Regions from separate parts of the Homo sapiens genome. Here region 1 is linked to region 2. Evidence: chromatin contacts called from ENCODE Hi-C or POLR2A ChIA-PET data. All regions are on one chromosome and are shown on one strand. The core of a region is the stretch at or near the end of the contact, and the rest is flanking DNA. Distances in the headings are between cores, read along the strand shown.

Region 1 (6,843 bases), core at 1,700-4,199, 750 kb after region 2:
CTCAAGACAGCTCTTTATGTACATGCAAATGCTTCAAAAACAGAAAAAAAACCCCAGAAATCTGAAATCTGAAATGCTAGTCCCAAGCATTTCGGATAATGGATTTTGAACCCGTACTCACCTGGAAATCAACTGGACTTGCTGATAGGCACTCTCCTTGGAATCTTCCCTAAATATGAAGGGCACTTAGAGGGCTGGAGCCTTGCATGTATAAATAGAGCAAGACACAGAGCTCAGTCATCACCTCATTTGATTCCCACAGCAGCCGTCTAAGGCATTTATAATGTAACGTACCTGTAATTATCAGGTACATGTTTCTAAATGAGAGATCCATAGGTAATATAAGATTTATATGTCTTTAAACTGTGTTTCAAGTGTTTATTAATTGCCCCCATTTCCTATATAAGTTGATTGGCAAGTTCCTTGCTTCTTACTTTTTTTTTCCCTGAAACATAGGAAACACATGTATTCATTTTGGAAAAGTGAGAAAAAGTGGATAACCAAGAAAAAAATAAAGAAATTTAAAAGTACCAGTAACTATACAACATAGAAAAAGCACATTCTGGTTTTCATTCATTCATATATATATATATATATATATATATATATATATATATATATTTCATATATATTATATATAGTGTGCATACGTACACATCTAAATGAAATAGTCTATCTGTAGACTGCTTTTAAATTGCTTTATTAACTTTACAGTATGCAATAAACATCTTTCCATGAAAGTTGATGAAAGTCCTCTTCTGACAGAAAAACTTACAGACTAGGTCAAAATGCAATCTCCAATCAGAAAATTGCAGAAGAATGCCAAAAGGTTCACATTAAAGGTACACCAGGAAAAATGCGAATTTAGAAAGCAGGGATTTTATGATTATTAACCTCAAGATTCAAGGCATAAGGCAAAACTCATCATGATGATCATGGTGAGGAGGGTCCCCTATAAGAATGCGCAGACTGTACCTCAACTGAAGTTCCCTAATTTTCCTCCTTAGCTCTCTCATCTCCTCCATGAACCGTTCCATATCATCTCCATCTCCATCTATCATATCAATGTTATCGACAAGCCTATTGGGCACATCCTCTCCAAAACCCGGGGCAGGTGGAGCCCAAACCCCTTTAACATTTCCTCCAGGCTCCTGGTATTCACCACCTCCTAAAGCGGGGGCTTCATTCTGCACTGGGGCCTTCTCCACAACTTTGTTTTCCTTGGGGACATTTTCCATGTTGAGTTTTTTTCCTGTTTTTTTTTTTTTTTTCTTCCTAGAAGATAAAAAGCAAGAAGAGGGAATGAATGCTTGATAGGATTCAGAGCTCTGTTTGGCAAAGGTTTTCCCACCTGAGAAACTTTATGAACCCTGTAGGGGGCGCCCCAGACCCAGCGCTGCCCCAAAGCCCATCATTTTCCCTGAAAATCCCTTCCCCAGGCCACTCCTACCGCCAAAATGCAAGACGACTTAGCGGAGGGGGACGATCATAGAGAGACCAGACTTCACCTCCCTGGGATCCTAATAAGCTCTCCAGGAGCGCCCCAGATCTCGCCCCTCTACTCCCTTCTTCCCTCATCAGATACAGGCTGTCATTTTATGAAGACTCTCCTAAGTTTCTCCTGCACTCAACTCGGGCAGGAAGGGCTGTGAGTCACCCAGATTCTGCTCTGATCCTTGATACCCCTACACCAGAGGGCCCCAGGCAACCTCCTACCTTCAGGGATCAGAGGCAGTCTTTCTCTCTTAGCCTTGAAATCGGCTGCACAAACGCACTTAAAGACCTGCAGACAAATGTGACAATTACCAGGACTGATCTTTTAATCAAAGGACCGGTAATGGGAGTTGATTTAGGGTTCTCCTAGTATTAGCACCTTCTGTTTCTCCTCCATCCTGTCTCACGGCTTCTTTTCCCACCCTGTGACAGGCTATCCCACCTTCCAGAAATAGGCATCAAAGATGATTATTTCCAAAACGTTTTAACCTCTTCTTTAGGCGCCCATCTCTACTGTTTCCTCTTACCTGTCATCTAGTTACCCTTTCTGCAACGCAGGCAACTTGCCTGGCGGGGGAGTTAGAAGAGCTTGCTGAATGAATACGTAGTTTATTCACAAAGAATTTCAATCTAGATATCCATCAGGCCCTCTCTCCACCCGATCCCCACTCCCATGCCCACCATTTTATGCATCAAGATGGACGATGAGTGAAGAGGTATGTGGGCATTGAAAACTAGGACCTGCTGCGGTCTCTGCGCTTTGTCATTCTCACTCCAGGATCTACAGGTAGCGCCCACGCTTACACCGACCGACCTGCTGAGACCAAAAACAGTTTCTCGCTCCTCGCCTCTGTCCCTCAGTCAGAAGCTCGCCCGCTCAACTGCCGCAATAGGGACCTGCTTTCCAGACCTAATCTCTGTCCCCCTCCTCTGCAGCAATTCCTCTCCTCGGCCCCCGCAGCCTATCATTTCCAGCTCTAAATGGGTAGAGGGTGAAGAAAAGATACCTAGAAGGCAGGCCTAAAACCTTGGCAGGGTCCGCCCTCCCCAACCCTTGGTTGCCGGCTGTACCTCCCTCCCGCGGACCTGCAGGAAGCAGGCTGTTTCCTTTCAGTCTCCTCCACCGGCTGGACTCCATCAGACATTGCCCGATGGCCGGCCTCCTAGGAGATCTCAAATGGTACCCATTCTCAATCCAGCCCCCTCGGGAGATCCTCTCCCCAACCGCTCCATTTCTCGCACTAAACGGGTGTGTATCTGGAAAGGGTGTGTATCCAGTCCTAGACCCGCTCTGGTCTTTGCCCTCTGCTGCTCACACACCGGTCAGCGCCACCTACCTGCCAGGGCTCAGGGGTCAGCTTCTACCACTTTCCACCTTTCCTGGGCAGCTGGCTCGCCTGCCTTCAGGGCAACAGCGAGCCGTCACACGGCCAGCGACAACTACCAGACTGCAACTAGGAGGAGGGACTAATCCACGCATTGGCTCTGGGTCTCCTAAGGGTCACGTCACTGTGAGCTCAGATTTCCAATTACCATTCACACCCGCAGTGCGGCAGGAGGGTGGGGGCGGGACTGTGGGCGGGGCCACCTTTCTCTTCATTCGTGCTTTCTCCACCACTACCACAGGCTACTATCCACCCCTCTATTTTTTTATTTAGCGATCCCCACGACCAAACGGGTCATAATATTTTGTATTTGGCTTGCTCTGGTTTCTGCTGGAGCTTTTAAAAAATCGCTTCTTCCTCTTCTATACACCTAAACGCACACTTCTCTCCCCTTCACGTCCAGCAAGTAAAGCCCTAACAGTCTTGTAGGGCTTGGTCCCAGATTGGAACCCGGAGAAGGGGTGGGGAGCGAGAGGCTAGGAAGTCTGGAAAATAGGCAGGAAGTGGTATTCAAATTTTTTTTTCACTTCAACTACTTTCCTTTTTGTTTGTTTATTTGGGAAGGGGGTTCCTTTTATTTTTCATCAGCATGCATTCATTTTGTTGTTGTTTTTATAACTAGACAATACAATTATTTTCAGTTGAAAAAACAGGATTCGAGTTGTAAAAACATGGCAATCTGTTTCTCCTGCTGAATCATATTATAAATATAAACCTTCCAGAAAGCATTCCCCTGCCTCCTTTAAGGACTTTGAAATAAGGCCGGGAGCGGTGGCTCGTGCCTGTGATCCTAGCACTTTGGGAGGCCGAGGTGGGTGGATCACGGGGTCAGTAGTTCAAGACCAGCCTGGCCAAGATGGTGAAACCCCGTCTCTACTAAAAATACAAAAAGTAGCTGGGCGTGGTGGCAGGCGCCTGTAATCCCAGCTACTCGGGAGGCTGAGGCAGGAGAATTGCTTGAACCTGGGCGGCAGAGGTTGTAGTGAGCCGAGGTAGCACCATTGCACACCAAGCCTGGGCGATAGAGTGAGACTCTGTCAAGAAAGAAAGAAGGAAAGAAAGAAAGAAGGAAAGAAAGAAAGAAAGAGAAAGAAAGGAAGAAGAAAAGAAAAGAAAAGAGGAAGGAAAGAAGGAAAGAAGTGATTTTCTCGTGAAGGATCTCTACATGTCCTTCCGTGAAATGATGCATTGAGTCTAATAGAGCCTCTCTGGTGGATTTTCATGTCTTGAGAACCTGTGACAAACTGATGATCTCCTCTAAATTGTATTAGTGTAACCACAATTTACAATAACACCTAGCCCTGATGATTCAGGACAATAATTTGGGGAAGCTACCCTGACAGATGAAAATGTATTGTGATGGACACATAGAGGGGAACAACACTGGGGCCTACAGGAGGGTGGAGGATGGGAGGAGGGAGAGGATCAGTTTACCTATATAACAAAGCTGCACATGTATTCCTGAACTTAAAATAAAAGTTTAAAAAGTATTGTGAAATTACAATGTTAAGATAATAGTGTACCAGAATAAATTTAGAACAAATGAACCAGAAAAGAAATTCAATTATCAAACCCAAATATGGAAAAAATGCTAGTAAATGCATTGAAATATTTTGAATCAGTGGGGAAAGGTTAGATTGAAGAAATTGTATCGGGATAATTGACTATTTTCAAAAACAATGAAGTGCCTTATCATTCTCATACACTTAAAAATAGACACTAAATGTTTGCATAAAAGACATTAAACCATTAAAAATAGAACTTAGCATGTTATTTTTTATATAATAGAATGGAAAAGTTGTTTTAAATACAGCACCAGATCCTGACAAGACCAAAAGGCAACTGGCTCAAATCTGCTGGGGACCCTCCAAGTCTCAGAAATGATTTAGAGTGCTCCTCAGAATTATCCTAACTAGTGATGAGAAGTTGGGGTATTTTTCTACAGACTTGGCCCTCTATTGGTGGATGTCACGCTGAGGATGTTAAAATCTCTGGCACTTTTAAGTTGTCCTACACCTGGGCTGAGCAAGTTCCCAAGGTACCAGAAAAAGCCCTCAGCAAAATTAGAAAACACAGGTAAGGTAGAAGGATAATATCAGTTTTATCCCCGCTACAGGAAATATACTATTCACATTTTACTCTAAATCAGTCCAAATATCTCCCTTCAAAAACAAAGATAATACACACATATTCATTTTCTTCTTCTTCTTCTTCTTCTTCTTCTTCTTCTTCTTCTTCTTCTTCTTCTTATTATTATTATTATTATTATTATTATTATTATTATTATTATACTTTAAGTTCTGGGATACATGCGCAGAATATGCAGGTTTGTTACATAAGTATACATGTGCCATGGAGTGATTTGCCGCACCCATCAACTCATCATCTACATTAGGTATTTCTCCTAATGCTATCCCTTCCCTTGCCCCCCCACCCCCAGACAGGCCCCAGTGTGTGATGTTCCCCTCTCTGTGCCCATATGTTCTCATTGTTCAACTCCCACTTATGAGTGAGAACATGTGGTGTTTGTTTTTCTGTTCCTGTGTTAGTTTGCTGAGAATGATGGTTTCCAGCTTCATCCATGTCCCTGCAAAGGACATGAACTCATCTTTTATATAGCTGCATAGTATTCCATGGTGTATATGTGCCACATTTTCTTTATCCAGTCTATCATTGATGGGCATTGGGTTGGTCCCAAGTCTTTGCTATTGTACACACATATTCATTTTCATATTTATAGATGTTTGGGTTGTTTGTAGTGTTCATTATCATAGATGATGTTGATTGAACTTCTGTGTACATAAAATTTTCATACTAATATCAAATTTTGAAATTTCTAGAACAGTCGTTTCTATATATGTGTGGATATTTTTCAGTGTCATAGAAGTCAATCCTGAAAAATGTCCAAATTTGGTATCTATAATGTATGAGAATTCCTGCTTTTTCATGTCTGCCAATGCTTAATATTGCCTGGCGTATTAATCGTTTTCACACTGCTGATAAAGACATACCTGAAACTGGTCAATTTACAAAAGAAAGAGATTTATTGGACTTACTTTCATGGGGCTGGGGAGGCCTTGCAATCATGGTGGAAGATGAAAGGCAAGGAGAAGCAAGTCACGTCTTACACGGATGGTGGCAGGCAAAGAGAGAGCCTGTGCAGAGAACTCTCGTTTTTAAAACCATCATATCTCATGATTCTCATTCCCTATCATGAGAACAGCGCAGAAGAGACCCACTCCCGTAATTCAATCGCCTCCCACTGGGTTCCACATGGGAATTGTGGGAGTTACAATTCAAGATGAGATTTGGGTGGGGACACAGCCAAACCATATCACCTGGTTTATTTTTTTTAACTATTATTGTATTTTATTTTTTCTTTTGTTTAATTTTTTATTTAAATACACTTCTCAAGGTCACCAGGTAATGTTTTCTAAACTTAACACATCATAAGAAGCACTTGGGGTTAAGATTTTTAGGCTCTTTCTCTAAAGATCCTAGTTTAATAGATTAGAGTCAGGTGTGAAAACCTGCATTTAAGAAGCTCCTTTGACATAATTTTTAATATCAGATAGAGTTGGGAAACCCTGTCACAGTTAAAAAACAAAATGAAACAAAGAAAAAAGATCTCCCATCATTATGTAAGTGATCTTTTTTTAAAAAAATTATTATGAAATAATTTCAAACTTATAGAATGTTTTTGAGAAAAACCCCACATGCCCTTCACTGCATTTCCCAGTTCTCAGTTTTGCTATATTTGCTTTCTCATTCTCCCTTCATATTGAAGAATACATTATTATTTTTTTCTGAACCATTTGAAAATCAATTGAAGACCAAATGGTCATTTAAAAATATTTAGTGCAATTGAGTCCATATTATTATATCATTAATTAATATAAACTGAAAAAACTGAAGTAATCACAAATGGTGGAGCAGCCATACATCAGGAATTTTTAGCTCAGTT
Region 2 (6,161 bases), core at 2,497-4,996:
TATTAAAAATAAGTTAATTTTCCCTGCAATCCTTTGTATATTTAACAAAATCCTTAACAAAGCCCAAGAGTACTTAGGTTTCCTTTTTATCTTTTTTTTTTTTTTTTTTTTTGAGATGGAGTCTCCCTCTGTCACCCAGGCTGGAGTGCAGTGGCGCCATCTTGGCTCACTGCAACCTCTGCCTCCCCGGTTCAAGCGATTCTTCTACCTCAGCCTCCCGAGTAGCTGAGATTACAGGCATGTGCCATCGCATCCGGCTAATTTTTGTATCTTTAGTAGAGACAGGGTTTTGCATTTTGGCTAGGCTAGTCTTGAACTCCTGGCCTCAAGTGATCCACCTGCCTCAGACTCCCAAAATGCTGGGATTACAGGCGTGGGCCACCTGCCCAGCTTCCAAAAGGGCTTTTTAAGGAACTTGGCACAACATTACAAAAAGTTCACCTAAAAGATTACATACATGTACATTCATTAAAAGATGAAGGCTGGGCGTGGTGGCTCACGCCTGTAATAACAGCATTTTGGGAGGCCGAGGCAGGCAGATCACCTGAGGCTGGGAGTTTGAGACCAGCCTGACCAACATGGAGAAACCCCATCTCTACTAAAAATACAAAATAGCTAGGCGTGGTGGCGCATGCCTGTAATTCCAGCTACTCGCGAGGATGAGGCAGGAGAATTGCTTGAACCTGGGAGGCGGAGGTTGCGGTGAACCGAGATCGTGACATTGTACTCCAGCCTGGGCAACAAGAGCGAAACTCCAGCTCAAAAAAAAAAAAAAAAAGAAAAAAAAGATAAAGGAAGCTAGTGTGGAACTATTAGCATTAGAATAAGAATACACAGATTAATGGAATTAAACAAAGTTTCGAAAGAGGTCCTTCCAGCCATCTGATACCATGGGACTTATTATTTATTAAATGTGGCATTTCTGATAGAAGAACAAAGTTCAGATGGACTAAAGATTTAAATATTTTAAAAATCCACAAAAATACTAGTAAGAAACGTATATACTGTATTATCTTCAGGTAGGAAAGGACTTTCTCAGCATGACCCCAAAGTCAGAAATCAGAAAGGAAAAACTGATGTGTTTGATTACATAAATATCAAAACCAACACATAGGAAGAACCACTGTATTTGCAAGGTATGATAGACTAAAAAAGAAAAAAGAGGCCGGGTGCGGTGGCTCACACCTGTAATCCCAGCACTCTGGGAGGCCAAGGCGGGCAGATCACTTGAGGCCAGGAGTTCGAGACCAGCTTGGGCAACATGGTGAAACCCGTCTCTACTGAAAATACAAAAATTAGCTGGCCGTGGTGGTGTGCCTGTAATCCCAGCTACTCAGGAGACTACGACAGGAGAACTGCTTAAACCCGGGAGGTGGAGTTTGCACTGAGCAGAGATCGCGCCACTGCACTCCAACCTGGGTGACAGAGTGAGACCCCCTCTCAAAAAAAAAAGTAAGGCTGGGCACGGTGGCTCACACCAGCACTTTGGGAGGCTGAGGCGGGCGAATCACGAGGTCAGGAGATTGAGACCACCCTGGCTAACATGGTGAAACCCCGTCTGTACTAAAAAAAAAAAAAAAAAAAAAAAGAGCCAGGCGTGGTGGCAGGCGCCTGTAGTCCCAGCTACTCGGGAGGCTGAGGCAGAAGAATGGCGTGAACCCAGGAGGCGGAGCTTGCAGTGAGCCGAGATCGTGCCACTGCACTCCAGCCTGGGCGACAGAGCGAGACCCCGTCTCAAAAAAAAAAAAAAAAAAAAAGTGTAATTTACCCAATGTCACAGGGCTAAGTAACAATGAGGCAGAATTTGAGCCCAGACTGGGTGCCAGGGTCTTGCCATTAGCCAAACATGACATAAACATGATCCATTTTTTATGGAAAATAATGAAATAAAGAAATCTATGTTTTCATTTATATAGAAAACAATTGTAAGGTTGTATATTAACATTTAAACCATGATTATTTCTGGGTGGTGGAACGGTGGGGGGAAATCTTTATTTTCATTTTGCTCTTCTTTATCTACATTTTTTGCAATGATCATGCATTAGTTTTATAATCAGATGCAAATACCAATAAAAAAAAATCCGTGATGGGCAAAATTGCCACACATACTGTACCACAGGGTCACATGAAACTTACAAGGCCAATTTCTTCTGTGATGTCTGACCAACATCCTGACTTTATCTATAAAGATATTCATAGGAATAACTTATGGACACAGAAATGTACTGTGACTGCCACCTTTTACCAACATCTATCAGTGATTCCTAACCTTTTTTAAATCACAGAGCCCTTTGAGAATTTGAAGAAAGGTAAATATCCTCTCTCCAGAAAAATACACATATTCATTCAGATTTGTAGATTTACATTCATTTTCCCATTGAACATTTGCTCTGTAAGCGCAGTTGAATGGTCAAGCGCTGTGCTATGTACTTTAAATAGGTTATCTCCTTGAAAACTCACCTGTGTGAGATAAGAACTATTTTTCAGATTTTTTTTGTCAGCTCCCTGAAATTAAAAGGTTGTAATCCCAATTTACAGATAAGGATTGTGAGGGTCAGATATGTTCAATACCTATCTAATCCAGCCTCAACCCTCACGCAAAGGTGTAAATGTATAAAGTTCCTCCATGTCAACCTTCCAGCCTGATGCCACGCTCATGGGCGAGGTGGGAGAGATCTCAGCGACCTTATGGTCTCTCTAACTCCCTCGAGATACTGCCGAGAAATCCACGACCCCAAAAGGAGAAAAAATGGCACGAATCTTAGTTCCCCATTCCTCCTACCCACCCTAGATGTTCTAACGGTTAGCACCCGGCAGAGGAAGAGCAGAAGTTCACAAGAAGGGTCTGAATAGAACCGGGCAGGGCTACTTTGGGCACACTGCCTATGGGGTGGCCCTGCTCTGCAAGGAGCAGTGAAAAAAGAGAACCGGGCAGGGAGAGAGAGAAAGAGAGAGGAAAGAAGAGAAAGAGAAAGAGAAGGAGAACGAGAGAGAGAGAGAGAGAGAAAGAAACAGGGGCCGCTGGCCGGACTCCCATCCCAGGAAAGGTCACACAGAGAAAGTTTAGGGCTAGTCCTGATTCGGGACAGTTTGCTGGGGATAAAAAAGCAGCAGCAGAGTCGGGTGGGGGAGCTCTCCCTCGGGCTCAACTGTTCCCGTTGAGACTCTCCAGTTCCCCAAACACACCCAAACACATGGAAAAGCAAAGGGAAGGGAGTACCCAATATCTGATACCTGATGCAGGAATCTGGCTCTTCCTGGCAGTCAAGGTTGCACATGAAGCGCTCCCAGTGCAGCCAGCCCATGGTAGGCGTCCTTGCCAATCCATTGTCCAGTGCTCTAGCCCCAGGGATGTCCCAGGAAACGAGGGCCAGGAAGCGAAGCGCAAGCGCGCAGCCCAGATGTAGTTCTGGGTTCCTCAGCTGCATTGTCACGGTGACCGGACAGCATAAATTTCCGCGGGTAACCTGGGCTTTTAAGATTAACCTCAGGGGCGGACCAATCACCGATGACTTATTAAATAATGACGTTATTGTTTCTCTGGCAACTGGGACGGTTATCCCCAGAGGTAGACCAATAATCAGTCACGTAAGACGTTCCGCTAACCAATCACCCTCTTCCTTTCTTGATATTGACCCGCCCTATTTCCATACCAGAAGGAAGTGCGGCACCTTAGTGATCCCGAGTTTAAGCCGAGAGTTGCTCACGTGACCGAGATCTCACATGACGTAGGCGCTCACGTGATTACTCGCTTACGTGAGCAGAAGTAGTTCTGGTCGTCGTCTACCGTCTCGCTATAGCCGTTTGAGGGAAGAAGGAGGAAAATTACCCGGTATCGTTAGAGGTTGGTGTGTGGGTGGGAACTGGGGACCCAGGGGTGGTGATGATGAAGACCAGAGCGGGGTTCGGGGGCCGCCTCCGCCTCTTTCGTTCTCTGCTTTCCCCTCCCCCCTCGCGCTCTCTCCCTCCTCCCCCCCATCTCAGTGCCGGGAAGCCGCCTGTGCTGCGCCTGGTGGGGAAATGGTGGACGCTCATGACTGTGTATGTGTTTTTGTATATCTGTCTGTCTGGGCCGGTCTCGGGGGACCCCTAAGGGTGACCGTAAGGCGAAAAACGTTTGAAAACCACGGCCCTGAGTTAAGAAAAACAGATACTGAAAATAGTGGTCTGAGTGCTGGTCTATCCATTCAGGCACTCAGTCTCCACTGCCTGATTGTCTGTAAGGGGAGGCCCCAAGTGAATTTTATCTGTAGAGTCACATCTAGGCAAATGCGTGCTTGACAAAGGCGCCCAATAAATTACTTTACTGAATAGAGTATTTGAATAATGTTTATTTTTCTGCTGATAACAACAATCTACATATTCAATTTCGAACATTTGAAAAATAACAATATAGTATAAAATTTAAAAATACACATAATTCACCACCCGGAGACGACTGCTCAACCTGATGTCGTTACAGTTTTTTAAAAAATGTGTATAACACACATATAAATACACAAATTCTTAACTCACAAAGAGTCCTGGTTCCCACTTTAGCCAGCAGTCCTGATGGCCTTCCCAGGAGACGCAGTAATGAAGTAGAACCTCTCTGCCCCTACAGAAGGGCTCTTAAGGAATAGAGCGGTGCAGGGAATTAAATGGGACGGGTTATCCCAGGGATAAGGCAAGCAAAAAAAAAAAAAAAAATCCTGCAAAATGAAATAAAAAAACAGCTTGTAAATCTGTCACTGAGACCTTAGGATGGTTAATAGGAAAACTGTTATCACTGCAGATGCAGTGTGCTAGGCACATAATCGGCAATCAGTAAATGTTTGTTAAATCGTTTCCTCAGTGTAGTTTTATGGCCGTTATTACACTTTGTACTTTGTTTCCAAGAGGCCCAGTGCTCCCAGACCATTTCAGATAAACCATCCACATACAAAATTAGAAAATTTTATAAAATTTCCTATACCAAATCCCAGAAATGCAAACATTTTAATTTGTTTTATGTTACTTTTTTTGCTGAAGTAAAAGTAATTATTTCTGTAGAAATTTAAGGCTGCATAAAAAAATTGGAAAAATAACATGGAAAATCCATAAACCTCCCACTCAGAGTAACCACTAATATGTTCTTTCTAACTTAAAAAGAAAAAATCCCAGTACAGCAAATGTAAAGAATTAAAACTGTATAGAAGTATATAGGGTAAAAAGCGAAAAGCCCACTTCACCCCCCCACCCTTCAGTTCTCTCAAAAACAAGTTTGCTTCCAGATCTTTTATTTATTTACATACGTATATACATGCATGCCAATCTTTTACTATAAGTAGGATCATACTATGTATATTCTTTTATTTAATGTATTTTGGAGATCTTTCTGGGTCAAGGCAGATAGATTTTTTTTAAATGGCTGCATTGCATTCCAGTTTAAGGATAAAGTATAATTCATTCAGCCATTCCTCTAATGATGGCTATTTAGGTTTCCAATTTTCTGCCATTACTAACAGTGCTGCAAGGAACATTTGTAAGTATTTCTGTTGACTAGATTCCTGGAAGGATTCTAGCAGTGTCAAAGGGTATGGGAACATGTATTTTGTACACAGTTGATATTGTAAAGCAGTTGTGCTCTTGGGTCACTTACAATTATAGCATAAGTAATTTCTCATGTTATTAAATATTTTTGTAACTTTTAAAATTAAATGCATAATATTCGTTTTCTTAATAAAGTACTTTTCAAAGAATATATAGCTCCATAAATCTGTCTGAATTTCAGATCATCTCCTTAGGGCACATAACTGAAATGTATTTGCTGTCAAAAGGCGTGATACATATTATCAAATTGCTTTCAGGATATAGTGGGGTTTATCAAAAAGGAAATAGTTTATATCAATTATCACTCTTCTGGTAGTGTATTAGTTTGTGAACTGCATAGCACTGATTTACTGTTGCTGTTTAATTTCCATTATCTTGATGGGTGAAAAATAACGATTAGTTCTGATTTTAACTTGCTGGAAGATTGATTAAATTTGAACATTTCCCAGATTCCTCTCCTGTATCCTCCTATACCTGTATTCTCTCATACTTAATCTGTTATCAAGTCCCGCAGATTCCACTTTTTTTGGTATGTGTAGATACATCTTTTCTCCATTTTACTCCTGTTGCCTTAGGCGATTCCTTTAACA

The links. Hi-C counts contacts between places; a loop is a spot of excess contacts on that map. ChIA-PET counts read pairs that join two places held with the same protein, here RNA polymerase II (POLR2A). Pooled maps may share reads with other maps.
Region 1: a loop to region 2 is called in a map of ascending aorta, with 21 times the contacts of the local background. The contact joins the promoter of BEX5 here to the promoter of HNRNPH2 in region 2. A Hi-C loop is called at or near these places in 4 of 168 maps with a recorded cell type or tissue (CD4-positive, alpha-beta memory T cell, CD8-positive, alpha-beta T cell, ascending aorta and 1 more), 1 of 37 single-sample maps with no recorded cell type and 13 of 50 pooled maps. POLR2A ChIA-PET finds 5 or more read pairs at or near these places in 1 of 52 experiments (CD4-positive, alpha-beta T cell).

What each region holds. Positions count from the first base shown.
Region 1 is chrX:102,153,028-102,159,870 of GRCh38, forward strand. It overlaps BEX5 (brain expressed X-linked 5), which reads right to left and starts at 2,950. Exons shown (of 3, transcript NM_001012978.3): 1 at 2,832-2,950; 2 at 1,717-1,783; 3 at 685-1,275. The coding sequence starts at 1,238. The coding sequence ends at 903. RefSeq lists an enhancer at 2,767-2,906.
Region 2 is chrX:101,404,476-101,410,636 of GRCh38, forward strand. It overlaps HNRNPH2 (heterogeneous nuclear ribonucleoprotein H2), which reads left to right and starts at 3,747. Exons shown (of 2, transcript NM_019597.5): 1 at 3,747-3,844. The region is part of intron 3 of RPL36A-HNRNPH2 (RPL36A-HNRNPH2 readthrough); the gene reads left to right. GLA (galactosidase alpha) reads right to left here and starts at 3,450. Exons shown (of 7, transcript NM_000169.3): 1 at 3,235-3,450. The coding sequence starts at 3,428.